Regions from separate parts of the Homo sapiens genome. Here region 1 is linked to region 2. The links are chromatin loops, found by intact Hi-C in ENCODE. Cell type or tissue: ascending aorta. All regions are shown on one strand. Links, peaks and the distances in the headings refer to the core of each region. The heading gives the core; the rest is flanking DNA.

Region 1 (6,486 bases), core at 471-5,470, 130 kb before region 2:
TGTCTTTAAAGAAACTTCATGAAAGATTCCAACTTACACCATAAAATAAGGCTTCCCAGCACCAAAAGAGCAGAAGCCCAAGACCTTCTGGATAAAGCTTCTGCTCTTTCCATTTGGTTCCCGGCTCAAGATTTTGGATAACCATCATAACAGAGTTCCTGTGAGTTTCATGGTCGTTATAAACTATAATCCTACTTAACTCTTCCTAAGACCTTCCAGAATCCAGAGCTCTCACATTGGAATTTTTGTCACTAAATATTTCTCTAATTATTTCAGACATGTTGGACTCTCCTTCCCAACCAGATTTAAGTTCTAGACCATGAAGCTTAATACTGTAAGCTGAAACAAGCTTAATACTGCAGAGAATACAGGACTTAGGGTCAGGAGACCTGGGTTCTAGTCCCAACTTTGACTCTTACCAGCTATCATCATTTTGGGTAATCTCCCCTCTCTGGGGCTCAGTTTTCTCATTGGCAAAATGTTAGTAAGATGATCTCCAAGATTCATGTCACCACCTTTAGGACGGCAACCAATTTCTACATAGTTGTCATATATTAACTAAGGTCTAGTGTAAGCCAGACACCTATTATGTCCACAGTGTCCTATGATATCAGTACTGTCACTTGTCACATGTAGCAGAGAAAGAAACTGAGGCTTAGAAAGGTTAAGCAACAAGCCCAAAGTCTGCAGTATAACCATCATCTTGATCCAAGTGTGTGTCTAAAGCCTATGGTAACAACCAGGAAGCTGCACAATTCTCAAATTTTTTTCTTTCTGCCCAACCCCCCAGACCAGCTCCAAACTCTCCGTAACACTTGATTAACAGATTGTAGTTTCTGACTTAATTGATGGACTTTTACCAAGATCTCATTTCTATATGTCATAGTGCTAAACAAAAAAGACATTTCAGACGTGATAATTATTTGTTGTGGGAGCTGTCCTGTGCATTGTTGGATGTTAAGCACATTCCTGGCTTCCCCGGACTACATACCAGCAGCAACCACCCCACCCCAAGTTATGACAAATCAAATGTCTCCAAAGAGTGGGGGAGAATGCCTCCCCACACTGAGAACCGCTTCTCTGAAACAAAACATACTGAAAACACAGGAAAAATAATAAAGACAAAAGAATAAAAGCATTGGGCTAATACCTACACAAATAGTAAAAACAGAAATGTAATCAAATAATTAAATGAGATTCTAACAGCACATCCCTACTTTAAAACATCTGACTTAGTGGTGAGCTTGCACTAAATGAGAATAACACTACGATCAAAAGGACAAGTTGTATACCTTAAATGTATACCATTTTTATTCGTCAATTATACCTCAATAAAGCTCAAAAATGAAAACATTTCGATTGTTTCTCCTTAAAATGAAACATTGCTTATTATAGAGATTTCAAATCATGCAGAAAAAAAAAACAAGAAAGTTTTTTAAACACACACAAAAAAAGAATAACATTACAGCAATGCAGCAGGAAGTGTTTATACTCTTGCCCCAGTGCTTAAGGTCAGGGGAGGGCCAACTCTTTGACAGCTGGGATCATGCAAGAGGCAGTACCTTCCTCTCTAAGTCATAGCAGTGAATAGGAAGACAAGAAAAACTGTCTTTCGAGCACCCTATATCCAAGTCAGAATTCTGAAGGTTTTTTCCAGTAGATCCAATGCTATAATGGTTAGGTTCCCAGGCTAGCCTAAAAAATTCCACTTACCCAAAATAATCCTTTTCATTTTGCAGAAATAAATTTTGTGAGATAGTTTAGAAACCTACCATCATTTAGTCCTTCATTTTTTAAGAATAATTCTAAATATGTACTACCAATTAACAATAAATGTAGGGAGTTAGGGACTAAATGTAAGGTAAATAAACACAGCCAAATCTTTTCTCTACCTATTCTCCCAGAAGCTCCATTAATACTAATCTGTATCTTTTCTCGTAGGTTCACCATCAAAACTTATCAAATGAGTGTGAAGACACACACATGGACACAAACACACACACAAACGCATGTGCACGAAGCTTCATTTCTGAAGTGAATCTGTAGTTGAGTTTTTAAGGATGTCCCTGGCACTCCTTTGAAGTTGGTTCTTGGTGTGAAACGATGGACACAGGTGGGGTGAGGGACCCCAACTTTAAACATGCCAGAAAGCACAAGCCACAGCAAGGAAGCACATTCAGCGACACTTGTATCAGAATTAGTAAGTTTCTGTCACTGAAAGGAGTGAAAATCCAGAGGAGTGAAAATCATCAGGGACATTTCAGCTTACTGTCATGTTTCATAGACAAAATTACATTCCAGGAAGAAAGGAGTAAGGGGAGAAGGGAGAGGAGGTGTAGGGAGGGAGGAAAAGCTGCACAAAAGTTCTGAAATATATCAATGTCCAGAAATGGGAAAGGAAAAAAATAAAAATAAATCTTTGGAGAATTTAAAAAACATGAAATAAAATATCTATCTTATTTCAGAATCCTGGAGTAAATAATATTTCTGATGTTCCCATAGAGAGTCAAATCCGGCCAGCAAAACAAACACAAATACAAATAAATACTGGGCTGGTGAATTAGGGAAGGTACACAGAGGAATTTAAAAATAGGACGAGGGTTTTGTTCAGAAATGGGATCCTTCCTCTCTCCTCCTCCCCACTTCCATTTTTTTTTCTTGAAGTAAAATCCATTATTTTGAAAACACCATTAGAAATCCTAAAGAAATAGCAAAACACAGTATTGTGGTATTCCAAAGTAATATCTCTTGTTTATAACCATATAAATTTAGCCCCTGGCACTACAGGGCTTATATAATAGAATAGAGTTATTTTAACAGCGCCCTGTTAAAGAAGAAGCAAAATGTTCAGCTCATTTTCTCCAGTGGGAGGGACCCATGGCCTCATGCGAGAGAGGGAACATGCCTAAGTCATTACTGCGGGAAAGCAATCCGTCAAAGCTGGGTTGCTCTGGCATGGCCAGCACCACTGGTGAGATCAGAGAGGCAGCCTCTGCTTGCAATTACCAGGGAAGGACCTTGGCTCTAGGCAGCCTGCTATCAATTACTACCCTGGCCTCGCGCTTGGACTTGTCAATTTCCCAGTGTCTTCTGTTTTGTAACAGTAAGAAAAAGGGCTCCTCCTGACTGATTCTTGGAAGTTTCTCATGTGTTGTGTCACTCCTCGGTGTCATTAACAATTCAATTAAAATTTCACAGCACACAGGCAGGCTGCGCCGGACAGTGGCAGGAAGGGGCCTGGTAGAGGAGATTTCCGAAGGGCCTGCAATGGGGCCACGTTGGATCAAGCGAAACCAATCTTGAAATTTCTTTGATTTCTCAAGTCAGGCCTGCATGTGTCTCCCATATGACATGACGCTGGCTGTCATCTTGACAGGACGACATGTTTGATATTCTCACCCCATTGGGGGTGTAGTGATGGAAAGGAATTTTAGGCTGGCTAGAAACAAAAATCTTGTACTATTTCACTAAATGTTTTGGCTCCACAATAGATAATTATAAATATTCGCAATCAGCTCTCTTAATCTGCAGTGAGTTCTAGAAACTTCTTTTTCTCTATTTGTTTTTTTATTGGGTCCCTCTATTTTCTTGCTTTTCAGAGTGGGGTTGTCTAGAAGAAATGAGAGACAGAGCATCAATCACAATTAAATTCTTCAGGAAGGTAAGATGACTAGGAATGCTAAACAGGATGGCTGGAAACTAGAAAGACTTGCTACTGTCATTATTAACTCTGTGAAAGTGCAAACACTCCTTTGTCTTGCTGAATGATGGAGCTACACATGCTCACGTGCTTTTAAGCGTCCCAAGGGTTTAGGGAAAAACCAAAAAAAAAAAAGTTTCAGGCTTAAGACTTCTGAGGCAGCTTTCTCTCTAACCCCCTCAATGAGTTTAGTCATGCAAGGAAAGATTCTTTAAAGTTACCAAAGACTTTGTTTAATGCCCAAGAAAATGCAGACTGTCAGCACCCTTTGTCAGGTTTTGGTGGCTTAAGCCCATTCTCCAATACACTGGTGACCCTCCACCCTCATTCACTAGTTTCTTTTTGACATCAAGCGCTGGATAATTGTTTGATTTCCTTCTAGGTAAAAGGAGATTAAATGCCCAGCTGCAACAGCTGACATACAAAAGGGAAAATATAGTTTAACCACCATATTTATCAAGATAATTTTTCTTCCACACACTGATTAATAACATTAGCCAACATCCCCTTTGGCTTGGGGAGAGAGAGGTGGGGAGAGACATGTCCCCCTCAGAGTATCAGAAACAGGAGTTGACAGTTCAAGGCAAAAATGATTTGCATGTAAATTCTCATCAAAAGCAAGTCTGCACCCTGAAGTTGTCAAGTTTTGCTACCAATTTGACACTTAAATGGGCTATAGCAAAACTTGATTTAAACTGAAGAGGAAAAAAACATGGCAACTCAATTACCCCCTAGCAGATCGGATCTGGCAGCTGAGGTCAAACTTTTCACCCTGCCATTACATTTCTCAATACCTGATGCTTTAAACAAACACTATGTATTCCTCCTACAATCCTGGAGGAAAACGCATTTCTCAGGGCTCCCTACTGTGCCCCAGATTAAAAAATAAATTTCACTTGTGTGGGATCTGGGGCCATTTTCTCCATGTAAATTTCTGAATAAATCAGGACTTAAGAAATGGCCTTTTGCACTGGGAAAAATAGTCTCTGCTTAAAAAAAAAAAAAAAAAAAGTTTGTGGGGAAGATTTGTGGAGTATTAAAAGATGACTTAAAAACAAATATTCCCATAACATTAGAGGCAAAACGGTGACCTGTTTTTAGTTTGCTTTTAATATATTTCATATTTGAGCTTAGGCTGAACAGCACATTAATTCAGCAGGGAGAAAAACAGCTAGCTAGTTCCAAATCGGCTCCAAATTTATGGAGGACAAAGTATCTCATAAGGCCCTGGGACAAAGGCTCAAATCCAGGAAAGACCCAGTTGGCCTCTGGGAATTCCGTCCCACCAGGGTTTGAATGCTGCGGTTGCCTAGGCTATTCAATCCCTGCAAGAGTTCTCATTCCTGCAACAACTATTTAAACCAACAGTTGTTAAAACTCTTCTTATAAGTGCCCTAAAGCAGATCCAAAACTGTTTTTTTCCTTTTTAAAAAAAAAACAACAAAACTTGTTTCCCTAAGTTTGTTTTAAGCTCTTCCTGTAAAAGCAATGAGTTTATTGACTCTGCATTCACCATAATTTCTAGTTCTTATAACAGGTAGCCAGGTAACACATAGGGAATTATTTTACTTTTTTAGCCAATAAACACATTACATATTTACTGGATGCCAGGCACTCTTCTGAACACTAGGGGCCCAAACATGAGTAATAGCTGCTTACAGTTGGGAAGACAATCACATACACAACTAATTACAATAGTGTGGGATAAGCACTGCAAGAAAGTAATATTCAAAGTATATGAGAACACATTTAACTAAGGGATTCAGTCTGGGGGAGTGAAAGTTTCAAATTCCCCTGGTGACTGGGACTTTACCTATATTGGCATCCAGCAAATAGTGGAGCAGAGTGCTAGTGGGGAGGTAAGATCTTTCTACAGAAACCAGCCAAGTGGAAATAAGAAAAGCCTGTTTGGCCAGGTGCTAGATAGGGGAAGACAGTATGGTGATAAAACGAGAATCCTATGGCCACACACATGGGACAAATGTATGAAATCACATTCCTCTTGTGCCTGGTCTTCCTATAAGCCTATCATGCCAATCCCCAAACTTGGAGCATGCCCACCATTGGTGTTGTACTTGCTTTGCTGTTACTCAAACATGCCAAGCTTGTTCTGGCCCCAGGGCCTTTTCACTTGCTGTTCCCTCTGCCAGGTTCCCAAACCTTTGCACAAGCTATCTCACCTTCAGCTCTTTGCTTAAATGTCACTTCTCAGAGCAGCCCTCCCTGACATCTCTACCTAAAATACGCTCCCACACCCACTTCTGAGGCACCTAACCCTTTACTCCTGCTTTATTTTCAATATGGTATAATGTTGCTACCAGAAATTTTATTATCTGTTATTATTTCTGCTCCTCACTAGATTATAAGCAGCATGAGAATCAGGCCTATACCCCCAGATCCTAGAACAGATAGTAATAGGTGCTCAATAAACATATAGTGAATCTGTTAATAACCTTTAACCCCTGGGTGCTGATAAGCTAATATCTCTGAATTAATGCTATAAAGAAAATTAAAACCCAAAAGACTCTGACAGACTCTGACTTCTAAGCCCTTGCATCAAGAACAAATAATGCTATAGGGAGTGAATGCAAATGTAGCATTTTTGAAATCTAAATACAGCCAGAGGGAGAAAATCGCCAATACATCAACAATAACAAAAACAACAAAAAAACAGCCATTTATACTAAGCCAAATCTCTGAGATCTTTCTGAAAATATATATTTAACTCTAACCAGGTTCCCAGGCTTCCTACAAATCACCACCATGCAAGAGAAAACCATGTGAGA
Region 2 (6,486 bases), core at 593-5,592:
GAATAAATGGCTGTAATCCATGCATATTCCTCTTCTCCAACCTCCTCCAGCATCCCCTTATTTGACATTTACAATAAAGGCATTCAAAATAACATATGTTTTCATGAGATTTGTATCATCGCCCTCATTAAGTTGAGAACATCTTGGAATGTGAGACCATGGAGAATACTTACTGGTGGCCCCAAAAAGGGCAGTTTCATTCGTTCATCATAGTTGGTGGTTTATACAAATGTTCCTTCTTCATTTGTTCCTTGAAGGAACGGCCCTAGTCCCTACCCCCTGGGAGTTTACCATCCAGTGAAGCGGACAGACTCTCAACAGGAAATTCTATTATAAGTGAGGGTAATGGGAGGCGGGAGGATGCAGGAAAGTGATGTGTGAGCTGAGACCTGAAGGAAGAGTATGCGCAAGCCAGGTGAAGAGAAGGACAGGTCATTCCAGAGAGACAGAGAAAAGCAGGAGCAAAGCCCTTGAGGTGGGGAGTAGCATGGCACATTTGAGGAACTAAAAGGAAGCCTTGGGTAGCAGGAGTTCCAGGTGAGGGGGTGTGGAGGCAGACAAAGGCAGAAAGGCAAGCTGGGGCAGAGCCAGTGTAGACCCGCCAGCCAGGGGAGGCAAGCTCAACTTGTTCTCAAGAACAATGGGAACCCGGATGCCTTTAAGCAGAAGAGAAACATGGTTGGATTTGCTTTTTAAAAAAAGAGCATGCTGGCTTGGGCTGGGACTACAGGGAAACAGCAAGGAATGCTCAATGGTCCGGTTTTCCCATTAGGCTGGGAGCTGGCCAGGGGCTGAGATGACCCCATGCCATTTATACTGTTCTCCTCTGTGCAGATCTCCCTCCTGCTCTGCACTGGCTTCAGCTGCAAATGGTTGTGGTTAACAGGCTGGTACTCCCCCATCAGAAAAGTAGAATTCTCCCTCCAATACTCCCCCAGAGTAAGGAGTTGGCATGCCCCAGATCTGAAGGAAAGAAGGGATGAGGATGGGATGCGGGTGAGGCAAGGCAGATTTCTTCTCTCTGTGCCTCAATTTCTTTATCTATGAAATGGGGCATTCATGGTACCTACCTCAGAGAGTCGCTGTGGGCGAGGACATAATTCATACAAAATTTTTAAATGGCACCTGGCACAAAATGAACAATCAAAAAGTGTTAGTTTTTGCTTTTGTTCTTCCTGAAAGATAGGTGGGACCCTATGAGCACGGACTATATTCCCCACTGTCCAAGAGGACGGCTGATCACATCCGCAGAGAGAGCGTGAGGACCCCTGGGCCAGGCAGGTGTCAGGAGTACCAAATGACCTAAGTTTCAACAAATCTCACGTGCAAGTTTGGGCCTGGGATCCTAGTCTGCAGATGCTTCTGTTCCTATGACTTAAAAAGAGAGTACCCCCAGGTGAGGAAAAGGGAGCCGCCCTGTGCCCTCCTGCGAAACCCGGTTCAGCCCGAGGCCTCCGGGGTTGGGGGCGCGACTGGGGGGGCGCCGTGGCCTGAGATCCAGCTCCGAGTCGGTGGGGGCGGAGCCTGGCCTGGAGCGGGCGGGCCCGCGCGGCGGAGGGGCGGGACCGGCGCGGCAGCCCGCAGCCCCACCCCCAACGGAAGTGCCGCCGGGCCCGCCCCTCCCTCCTGAGGCCCGTTCCCCTCGCCCCTCCCTCGGCCCACTCTTCATGGCTCAATTTCGGCTCCCGGAGCTGGTTCTACCAGGGCCCCAGCACCGGTCCAGAGAGGAGGCCCCGGGTCCGCGCGTCTGGTTGTGTCGGGCGGTGCTCTCTGTCCTTCTCACTCCCCAGCCCTCCCTTCCATTTCTCGGTTACCTGCGCGGCTGCAGGCGCCGCCGGGGACTGCACAGGTAAAAGTCTCGGCAAGTGAGGGCGCAGGTGTGGGCGCCTCCTGGGCCAGGCGGGCAGGGGAGAGGCCGACGGCACGTGCCTGGCTCTAAAAAGATTTTTTTTTTTTAACAGGGATTGTATTGACAGTGGGGGCTTGGGGAGGGCAGACACGGACCCTGGGAGCGCTGCAGGGCACTGGGGGGAGAGAGGGGCGGGACTGAAGCCCCGGAGATTGGGGGCCGGTTCCTTTACGGCCCCGCAGCTTGCGCAGGCTCCGTGGTGCCTGGGAGGTGGTGCGCCGGTTGGGTGGGGGCGGGTCCAGGCCGCGGCGTCGGAGAATTGTCCCCCATCCAGTCCCCGCGATGACTGGGTTTTGACAGCCTCCCCTCCCGAGCGCGCACATTCCCAGGTTTGCAGAATGAAAATCAATAAAATCGATGCAGTGGCAAAGAACGCGAAACATGTTGGGTTATTATTATTATTTGTGTTTGTTAAATTTTTTTTCTTTAAACTTTTTTCTTATAAAAGGTGGTTTCAGCTTGGATAATGGCCTCAGAGAGGGACGAAAAACGCCCCCTGGTTTCCCAGCAGGGTCCGGGGACCCGTCTTAGGTCCCAAGCCTCGAAAAACGTCCCAGGGCGGCTGTGCGGGGTCTGGCGGCGGGAAAGAAGCCCGGGGCACGCTCGGTTTCCGGATACGGCTATTCACCGCACCTCACCCTCTGCCCTTTAGGGAGATGGCCCCCCTCCACCGATATTTCCCCGGTTCACCACCCCCACGCCCCGGGAACCGCGCCTCCTCCCCTCCCCCGCGCTCTCCCCGGCGCTTTAAGTAATGATATTTGCATGCAGGGAGCGATTCATAAATATGTCAGGGCTGGTGAAATATAGGCAACATTTCAAACTTTCTATTTAAAAAACATGAATTATGGCCGCGGAAAATGTGTTCCCATTTAAAGGCGATACGAAGTATTTGGTGTCTCGTCCCCGGGCCCATCCATCACGCAGACAATAAAGAGAGTTTTTCGCCCTGACACCCGCGATTTATGGGCGCCCTTCTCTGCCCTCATCACTCACGCGCCGCGGCCGGCCTGGCGACAGGCCCCGCGGAGAGACGCGCGGCCGCCCCCGCGCGGGCCAGCGCGCGCACTTTGCGCCCTCGCTGGCCCCGCAAGATCTCGGCTCCCAGAGGGAAGCACCCGCTCCCAGGAGTTGGGGGATCGGTCTTGAGGGTCTGGGCAGCCGAGTGGGAGCAGAAACCACACTGGTCCTCCCACCCGCGCAGCCTCTCAGGGCCGGGGCCGAGCGCGCCGCGGCGGGGTTTTGCTAGCCTTTGCTGTGTCCTGGCCTCAACGGCGCCGCGCCGGGAAGTTTGCAGGGCAGGCGGCGGGAAGTTATTTAAGCACTGGCTCGAAGTGAGGACAGAGAACTGGGCAGGGGGTTACCCAGGCCAATTCTTGGGCCATTCCGCCCCAAGGAACATGGAGCTGTCCCCAAGCTTTCTTGAGCCCCGCCGGGCGGACGCTTCTCGGCTAATCTTTCTGCAACTTTTACAAAGCTGCCTCCTCCCCAGTTTGATCTCTGCAAACACATCCTGGGCGTCCGCGGCAGCTTGGAAACTATTTTTACCGTCTGGGGCCGAGGAGTTGCATTGAAATAAGGAAGGCGAGGCGCCTTCTCTAGCGTTTCACCCCGGACCAGGCTGGGTCACCCAGTGGCCTCTTTGCTCCCCCGCCCCACCCTTCGTGCGCCTTCCAGAGCCGCCATCGAATCTCTCTTGCTAACTTGCAGCGCTCTGGGGGTTCTCCAGACACAGGCGCAGGAGGGAGCCTTCGTCGAGGAAAGTTCCGGCTACCTCTGTTGGGGAATTTGCTTTCATTTTTCACCGCGGGCGAACCTGGCCAGGCGGGTTTCCGAAGCACTGGCAGAGGTGGGGGCTGCCAGGCACTGCCAGGCAGCGAGAGGCCGCTCGACCTGGGGGCGCCGCTTGTCCAGCCTCCCTCGGAGGGCAGACTTGCAGCCACCCGGGCACTAGAAACCACCTCGAGTCCTGCGTTGGGCCGAGGTGTCGGCGTACACGCGAGCCGGGAGCCGTTTCTTGCAGGATGCCTGCGAGCTGGATGTATTCGGATAAATGCAGCGCAAACGACAGCCAGAGAAATCCCGTCGATTCTAAAAATGACAAGGTTGAATTTATTAGACTGAGAGTCATGTTTAAGTGCAGGGAGATGAAAATTATACAAACAGCTCCACGTCCAGTGTGAACACCACTGATCGCTTCCAGCTTCTAGGGCATGTAATTAACACATCTGAATATTTAGATCTAGAGAGAAATATAAAAATACTCTTAAATTCTCCGTGTGTGGACATATATTTCAGTTGAAAACATTCTAGAGCAAGTGTCCTTTACAGCCCCTGCTTGGGTGTCATCTGGGCTGGAGATAGAACTTATGTTCAAATAACCACCCAGAGAATATTATCTATAACCAGAGTGAGTCCCGCATCGCTGAGGGTTACGGTATCTACAGATCTTTAAATATCTGCAGCGTGGCAGAGGTGAAATAAATGTATTTAAGAAAAGCAGGCGCGAAGATAACCGAGCCACTGTGTCCAAACAATATTTCTGGGCATGGAAATAAATTTCCTACAAGGTCGGCAGTGGAGAGTGCAGACAAATGGAGAGGCTTTGGGAAACCCTGTGTGGGGGCCACCGGTCCTGGACCCCATGCACCATGCAAGTTGAAGTGGGCTCTATTGGATGTCCGTGGCCTCGGACTGCGGCGTGACTGCTGCGAGAGGCTCGGCCCTGACGCCCAATACTGCAGCGCTCTGGGGGTCCTCCGAGATACAGGCGCGGAGAGCCTTCGCGGCGCACTGAACCCGACATATGAGGTGGCAGGCCTGGGCTCCCTCGGGCAGCCCTTTCGTCACAGACACTTCAGCTACCCCTCAATCCTGGCTCCACCTGGCTCCGGCAGTGGCCGTTTGGGCCTACAGATGTGGAGGAAGAGCGCAGAAAAAGGCGGGTCCGGCTCGATTCCGAGGCATCCCAAAGCAGGAAGCCGGAGGCCACTGGGAAGAAGGCCACGATTTTTGCGCCTTCTAGAAGCGAGGCCCCACCCAAACTCTTGGGACACTAACTTGAGGCCACAGAGGCAGTTATCTGGGTGTATTTACTTGTATCAGGCACCCACCCACACACACATAGTCACTACTGAGGCCTGGATGCCCCCTTGAGTCTTATCTACATATTTGAAAAGCCCGGGCAACGCCAACAGCGAGGTCGGCAACGTTACAGCTATGAAATTCCAAGGCAAAATACTAATTCCAGAATAGGACAACTGTCCACCAGTCTCTCTCCCTCTTTTTCCTCTTCACCCCTCCAAACCCACCCAACCCTTAAACAGGCGCAGAGCTTCTCAGAGCCCCTGCTCGGAAAGAGATTATAGAGGACTTTGCCATGAGTTTCTGGGAACTGCACACTCCTGGGGCAACCCGGGAGAAATAACCCGGGCCCTGAGAACATCCTACTCCAGGCAGTGTGGCTGCGCAAGAAAGGTTTATACGGCACACCAAGAAGAGAGAGCCAGAATGGGAAATACTCCCTGGCAAGTAAAAAAAAGGGAAAAGGAAAAGGAAATGAAGGAAAAAGATGGGGGAGCCCAGAAAGACGCGGGAGAGAAAACAAAAAGAAGGGAGGAAGAAAATAAATGAGAGCCGAGGAGAGCGCAGGCCGTGGCGAGACCCCGGGCCGGGCCGCGGCTCCTGCACGCCAGGCTTCTCCCCTGCCCCGAGCAGCGGCGAGGGCCGCGCGGGACTGTCCCCTACTGGCCCCGCGAATCTGGGCCTTGCTCCCAGTCAGGTGGGGCGGACCTGGGTGCAGAGGCCTCCGCGCGCGCTTTCTCTCCCCGCTCCCAGGGACCGCGAGGCGGGGCAGGACAGGGGTGGGGAGGCCCCCGGGGGCGCGCGCCAGTCCGGGACTGTTTGGGTGCTCTGGGCCAGGCTTTCCAGCTCGCCGGGCCTGACCTGTCAGGCGGATTATCTTCGAGGGAGATTAATAGGGGAGGCGGGCTGCAATAATAATCGTTTTGTTTGATGTGACAACTCTGATAGGCGTTGATTTACTTACAAACTGATAGGCTTTTAATTGAGCGCCTCCGCCGAGCCCGAGATGAAAGGGAAGCGGCGGTGAAAGGCGGCCCGCCTGCCCTCCGGCCTCAATACTGATTAGCCATCTCGACAGTGAATAGTTCAAGGCATTTTCAAACTTTTTTCCTCAGCTCTTTCCCCTTCCTTCTCCTCCTCCCACCCCCTCCTCCAATATCTGCCTTGCCCACTCCTTTTTTAGAGAAAACAAATCATTTCCATTGTTTGCAAATAAAATCCGCAGGACATCCACGCCAACTGCTGCTGGGGGTTGGAGGCTTTAGGCCTGGCGCAGAGTAATTAATGGCCCCCACTCCCGGGCCCGCGCCGGCCTTCGGGGGTTTGGCCTCCTGCGCGAGGTGCGCAGGCTCGGACGCTGGCGCCTCCCAAAAGCCCCGGGCGCGCAGGCCCCCAGGCGCCCCCATGCGCTCGGACCCTCGGAGTGGAGTTTTGAGAAAAGCGAACGCACGCTGACCACGACCCGCACCCACGCAGCACAGCGCAGCCCCACG

What was found. Peaks named below come from ENCODE experiments on the same cell type or tissue, not always from the same donor. Only the 100,000 strongest peaks of a DNase experiment are listed, where the experiment ranks them.
Region 1: it touches region 2 in a loop (4-fold over the local background); 17 of 110 quality-filtered maps call a loop at or near these places.

Annotation. Positions count from the first base shown.
Region 1 is chr10:75,539,628-75,546,113 of GRCh38, reverse strand. All of the region lies in intron 2 of LRMDA (leucine rich melanocyte differentiation associated), which reads right to left. Among named protein-coding and RNA genes, the nearest start is that of MIR606, 9.6 kb to the left of the region's middle. In ascending aorta, for the core only: no CTCF peak of the experiment used is centred there; DNase peaks (open chromatin) are centred at 1,520 and 2,963; H3K4me3 peaks cover 792 bases; H3K27ac peaks cover 1,144 bases.
Region 2 is chr10:75,404,769-75,411,254 of GRCh38, reverse strand. ZNF503-AS2 (ZNF503 antisense RNA 2) reads right to left here. Exons shown (of 2, transcript NR_024421.1): 2 at 2,273-4,000. LOC101929234 (a long non-coding RNA gene) reads right to left here and starts at 2,098. Exons shown (of 3, transcript NR_110304.1): 1 at 1,815-2,098; 2 at 1,071-1,125; 3 at 1-963. RefSeq lists enhancers at 3,565-4,305, 4,306-5,045, 5,046-5,786, 5,374-6,449, 5,787-6,486. In ascending aorta, for the core only: a CTCF peak has its summit at 3,109; DNase peaks (open chromatin) are centred at 1,594, 2,144, 2,914, 3,184 and 3 weaker places; H3K4me3 peaks cover 3,652 bases; H3K27ac peaks cover 3,895 bases.